Regions from separate parts of the Mus musculus genome. Here region 2 is linked to region 1. The links are chromatin loops, found by intact Hi-C in ENCODE. Cell type or tissue: heart. All regions are shown on one strand. Links, peaks and the distances in the headings refer to the core of each region. The heading gives the core; the rest is flanking DNA.

Region 1 (2,911 bases), core at 225-2,724:
GGGAGTTCAAGTAGCAGTGGAATTCTGGGGCTCCCACATCTCACACTAAGAAGAAAGTGTGCAGAGAAGGAAGACAGCAGGCAGTGAGGTGGGGACCCTCGGGAGCCCACAGGCACTGTACCCACCTTCTAGAAACTTTAACACATTAATAAGAACCCCTCTTGCCCAGCAATGCCAGAAGCCAGGGCTCCTCGGAAGGAGCTGCCTTCTGTCCGAGGACTGCAGATGGACTGACCGCCAGGGCAGCCATATCCCTCCCCACCTAGGAGAAAATGCCCACAGTCTCCCGATGTACTTATTGTGAAAATGGGCTGCGTTGTAAGCACAACAGCTGTGGAAGCAGTTGAGCCACCGCTATCTAGGCACAAACGCAAGGGTCAGAATTGATGGAGAGCAAAAGAAAAAAGTGACAAAAGAAAAAAAATTGCCCAGATAAATTAGTCAATGACAAAGTTGATAGTCGCATGAAAAGCTGGCTAGGGAAGATTTCCCCATTCGTGTCACGGCGACAGCATACAAGAGACCATTGTCCACACACGGGACCCAGCATATTGAAAGTTATCACGTAGCCGCTCTATAATGGGAAGAGGTTTTCTTCCCCCAAACTCCTGATGGAAGAAAGCTAAAACTTGTCTGCTCCTGATACTACTTTTAAAGTTGATTTCGGGGTTCACCCGTGCTCCGTGCTTCTTTTCTCTCCTCCCCACATTTGCAGCTGGACAAATATGAAAGTGGGGGGGGGAGACAGTAACAACAAACCCACACACATTTGCCTGAGCAAAGAAAAATAATGAACTGAATATGCATATCCTCATTAACTAAATTTAATTACGCTGAGTGGCATAGTAATCAGTGGTCGCTCCGGTTACAGTATTCACTGAAAGGGAGGTGGATTCCAAATTAAGGCAAAGCATGGGGGACAGTCGCATACTGATGAGGGAGCTGCACACAACGTGCCACAATACACCGTCTAAATCATTATTCGAGACACCGAAGAAAGAAGTACATTGCTGTGTTCTAAGACCAGTGCAGGAACAATTAGGCAGGACGGCTCCAGTCCCCTACAGCCCGACCGCCCGCCCCGGGTCTCCACGAAGTTCACAGCAGCCAGCCTGTCTGTGGTCCACCAGGATATTTGCATTTTTTCTTTATTTATTCTGTTTTCCTTTTTTCTCTCCTAGAAGTGAACAAAAACTCACCCTGCCTTTTCAGAGAGAAGGCCTATGCCCCTGGCCACAATAGTGGGAAGTCCTATCTAGCTCACTGGTGTGCAGAGCGCTCCAGGTTCCCACAACTAGAGCTTGAACTTGCAGCCGGCAGGCAGCAAACTTTTACAACACGTGCACAGAACAACAAAGGAGGCGCTCAGAGGGAAGAAGGGAGGGGGGCATTTGGAGGGAGGATGGAAAAGGGGTTATCATGCCAAACTTACCATCCACCAGGTCCTGGCTGACATGTCATAGCAAAGCTGCCATTTGATGGAGCTGTCCGACGTTTTCCCAGCCATCCTGCTGTCAGCGACCTTCATCAGAGGCAGCTCAATGGGAGATAAGAGACCTAGTCGAGGAAACATCAGCGGTGGCTTGCTGGACTACATGTAGGCCAATCCTTATCACACTGCATCATGGGAAAAGCTCCTTCATTAGCAGGAGGAACTGCAACCTCACAGATAGAAGGACAAGGATCAGTTCTTTTGCCTCTTTTTTTTTTTTTCCTGGTCTAAAGGGATTGGTGAAAGTAGCTAGCGTTCTTTGTGTATCATGTGTACAAGAGTGAAGTAGCTTGCAAGTGGGCGGCTAACTGCCTTGCTGGGCGATGCAGACTAAAGTTTATTTGCATTCTTCTCTGTTGTATATTGTTTGACATGGTCCATGGTCCTTGCTGAGCAGATGAAGAGAGGGGAGGGGTAGGAGGGAGGGGAGAAGGGAAAGGGAGCTGTAATTGCTCAGAATTAATATCTCCCCCAACAAAGACATAACAGTTTCATTGACATAGTCGGAACACGGTTCATATGTCACTGCACACAAGCATGAAGCATGCAGGAGTGCATGTGAGAACACACACACACACACACACACACACACACACACACACACACACAGAGTGGAACACACAGGTAGCAGCTGCAGCTGGATTCAGCTGAGGTTGCCAAAGGCTACAAACTCCATTCTCATACTGGACATATGGAAACAGTTTAACTCTTTGAAATCACTGTTCAAGAAGAGCCAGGCAGTTTCCAAAGATAAATCAGCTCTGGGAACTGGCTTTCAATCAGGAAGATACCCAGCTTGCTGCTCCCTTCCTTCTAAAGGTGACCCAGAAACAGGAAGACATAATTTAAAAAAATGAGGAAGATGAGGGCCAGGTTTGTGCATGGCCTGACTTTAAATTCAGCTTCTGCTTTAGGTCTTCTCTGGGCAACCCTTCAAGGAGGTCCCTTCTGCCTCCTTCTGGGCTTGGCACTGATTTCCTGGGGAGCACATACAGGGAATGGAGACTAATTACTAATAAAAGCACTTGCTTCCAATATCCTGTCCTCCCTCCCTCCCTCCCTCCGTCCTCAAGTTCCCAAAGAATTAGGAAAAAAAAAAATCCGAATAATTCGGAGAAAATCTTACAACCAGAAAGCCAAGTCAGGACAAGCTGACACAACTCTTTCTTTTGCTAAAAATACAAACAAGTACATCTCTGCAAAGTGGCTGCCACATAACTTCAGGTCCCTACAGCACCGGCAAGGCCCAGCAAGCTCTCTGAGTTGATATTTTATCACCCAGCCTCTCACATGCCCTATCCGTATCTCTGCCAGCCTTTTAGGCTTAGGGTTCATATTGGCTGCACACAGTTTAAAGGGCCAACCTCCTGTTTGATTTGAGCAGAGGGAATAGGGAAGTCACTGCATTGCCCGAGTCTT
Region 2 (2,911 bases), core at 188-2,687, 63 kb before region 1:
CTTGAAACAAAAACATGTTCTTGGTTTCTAGTGGGTAGCCCAGCATTCCACACAACAAACTGCTGAATTCCTCTATGGTGAAGTAACTACAAAAGAACAGCTGGTGTGTATGGTGTCCAGCCTTGATTCTTAGCATTTTTAACTGAGAGAAATTCCTGGTCTCTAAAAGTGAGATAGATATTCTTGACCACCAGACAGGCCTGGGGGCCCCAGCACAGGACAGAACAACCTTCCCAGATATGAGAGCTCACTGGCAATTCCAGTACAAGGCTATAGGAGGTATGCTATGGTATTTAACTATACTTTTATGCAAGGTATGGTATTTAACTATACTTTCAGTTATAATCATGTTCAAAGCCTGGCGGCAGTTGCCAAAAGGACAGAGAATAACACATTCATTTGTCACCAAGGCTGACCACAGTGGTTCCTGAAATGCTAATTTTCAGATAATGATACAGTTTCTACACAAACCAATAGATATGAACTCTGTTATAACAATTTGATAATAATTTAAATTAAAAATAGCTTACGGTGATAGCAAGAAAACCTACAACAACCCAGGACTAAATCTAGCAATATCTATTAAGGTGTTTGTGAGTATAGTAACTAAAGGATTTAAAAAGAAAATCTAAGATAGAAAGATGGCTTCTGAGTAATGCCCACAGAGGTTTGCTGTCACTGTCTTTAAATGAGATGAAAGGGAAGAAGAGGGCTGTTGACCCTGGAGAATGAAAAGGGACAGGCTCTTCTCTAAAGCTTTTGGAAGGAATGCAGTCCTGCTGACACTGGCTTCAGCCTGTGAGATTCTCCCAGGGTACTAACATTCAGAGCTAACCCTATCTCCATGTGCCGGTTTCATTTAACCCCACCACCGTTTCTGGTTGTAATAGTGCTAAGAATTCCCACAAGAAGACTCAGACATCTCCTTACTTTGGATCAAAAGTTGAAGGGAATCAGCTTCCTCATGAGAAATCTGGCTGGCTAACTAGACAGAAGGACAACACAATGTCCTACAGTGTGAAGCTAGACACAGGTTGGCAGGTCCTTAAGTCAGTGAAAGAAACTTTTCTCTCAAGTTTAATGAAAAATGGGGATATGTTGAGAGAAAGTTACAGAGTGGCCTTATGAGATGGAAATGGGGAAACAGAATCGTACAGTTGCCTACCACCCTGTGTGCTCTCCCCTTGAGGAACGCTAGTATTCTCTTTCCAAAAGGGAAATGAGAACATGACAGGGACTCTGATGTTTCCATTAAGGGGGAAAAAACCCAACAACAAGAACAGCAACAACAACAACAAAAACAAAAAAAGAAACAAAAATCAAAATTAAACACACACACACAAACCCCAGAAAGGAATCACACAGATTCATATTCAAGCACTGTTCTAAACTAAATGGGAAGAACATATTTCTGGTTAATCATAAGGAAATCCAGTGTCAATGCAAAGACGCCTGCACTGGTATTAACAACATGGAGAGAAGAAAATGGCTCATTAATAATTCATCAAGATTACTGTCACCATTAACTGATGCACACTTTGTGATGGATAAGATGGCATAATTGAAACACACACACACACACACACACACACACACACACCTCTTGCAGCTAGGGGTGCTTCCTGGCTGTCATAGTGTTATTCACCACTCGAGGGAGCCCAAGTGTCTTTGGTCTTGGCCTCACTGTAATGACATGGGGGCTTGGTCAAGTGGCACATCCTTCTGTTACTCTGCTGCAGGGTGGACATCCAGGAGAGCTGGTTTCTTTGTTGTCAAGGTCTGTCCTGTGTGCCGTACGATGCTTAGCAGCATCTCTCTAGCTTCTGCCCACTAGTTGCTGATCAAAATGTCACAAGACACTGCCAAATGTCCCTCTCCACTCTCAGGCAGGGATGCCTACTTAGTGAAGCTTCCAGAGCTTCTGGGCCCCCAAAACTCTGACCCCTCACAGAGAAGTGTGGCAGTGTGGAGAAACCCTCAGCTGTATCCGTGCCCCTCTTGTGTGAACAGCCTGGTGACAAGCAGATCTAGGAAGACTGATATGTCTCCTGCCAACCTGGCAGGAGGCATCAGAGAGCTGGAGTCTTGGCCAGCCTTTATAAAGAGTGGAGCACTGCCACGGTCCCTCTGGGTGGTGCTGAGCTCAGGCGATGCTGTTGTCTTCAGGCTTTTGGTAGCAGCTCAAATGATTAGTTAATTATTCATTACTATTTGTCATAAAATCCTGAAGGGCTGCCAAGTGGTATCACGCAGGCAATGCCGAAGCAGAGGACATGTCTTTTCTTATGTTCCAGTGGGTAGCAAACATAGGCTGCTTTGAAAGCATACCAAGGACTCCAGGCACCAGCTTGTGAGTGTCCAGATGGGAGGTCTAAGACGGCAGGTCTTGAAGCTTTGCCCTCCGGGCTTGTGCTTGCACCTGCCCTGTTCTCCTGGCTACCCAAAGCATGAGGCTGGGGGTCGGGAGTGAGGGTTCACATGGAGAGAGATGCTGAAGATGGAAAATGGAGTCCAAGGTCTGGCCAGCACTCAGGTCTCCCATTTGCTCCCAACCCTTTTACCTTTTGCACACAATGGTGGACAGCCAGCCTCCTGAAGAGGGGCCCTCTAGACTCTATTTCTCCTCCCCTTTTCCTTGACCATGGCTCTCTTTGGTATATCTCTTTCCCATTTCTTTTATGGCCACCTTCAGTATTCCCTTTAATCGATAATAATATATACGGATCCTGGTTTGTATTGGGGCTGAAGTCAGCAGAGGACACAGCATGATATGCTCTGGTTTTGAGAACACCTGGCTCAAAGAAACCAGGCAAGGAAGCATCCACTCTGGAAAAGCCTCTCAAACAGAAGGGGAGAAGGGCCCGGCATCTGGACTACAAATAATTTTAGAGGTAGATTCTCCCTCCAGTAT

Evidence for each region. A loop is a pair of places that touch in the nucleus more often than their neighbours do. Peaks named below come from ENCODE experiments on the same cell type or tissue, not always from the same donor. Only the 100,000 strongest peaks of a DNase experiment are listed, where the experiment ranks them.
Region 2: a loop joins it to region 1, with 2.4 times the contacts of the local background. A loop is called at or near these places in 2 of 42 quality-filtered maps.

Annotation. Positions count from the first base shown.
Region 1 is chr4:82,704,083-82,706,993 of GRCm38, forward strand. No RefSeq gene overlaps it. Among named protein-coding and RNA genes, the nearest start is that of Gm11269, 14 kb to the left of the region's middle. In heart, for the core only: no CTCF peak of the experiment used is centred there; a DNase peak (open chromatin) is centred at 1,489; H3K27ac peaks cover 2,365 bases.
Region 2 is chr4:82,641,527-82,644,437 of GRCm38, forward strand. No RefSeq gene overlaps it. Among named protein-coding and RNA genes, the nearest start is that of n-THgtg10, 23 kb to the left of the region's middle. In heart, for the core only: a CTCF peak has its summit at 1,676 (motif pointing right); no DNase peak of the experiment used is centred there; H3K27ac peaks cover 270 bases.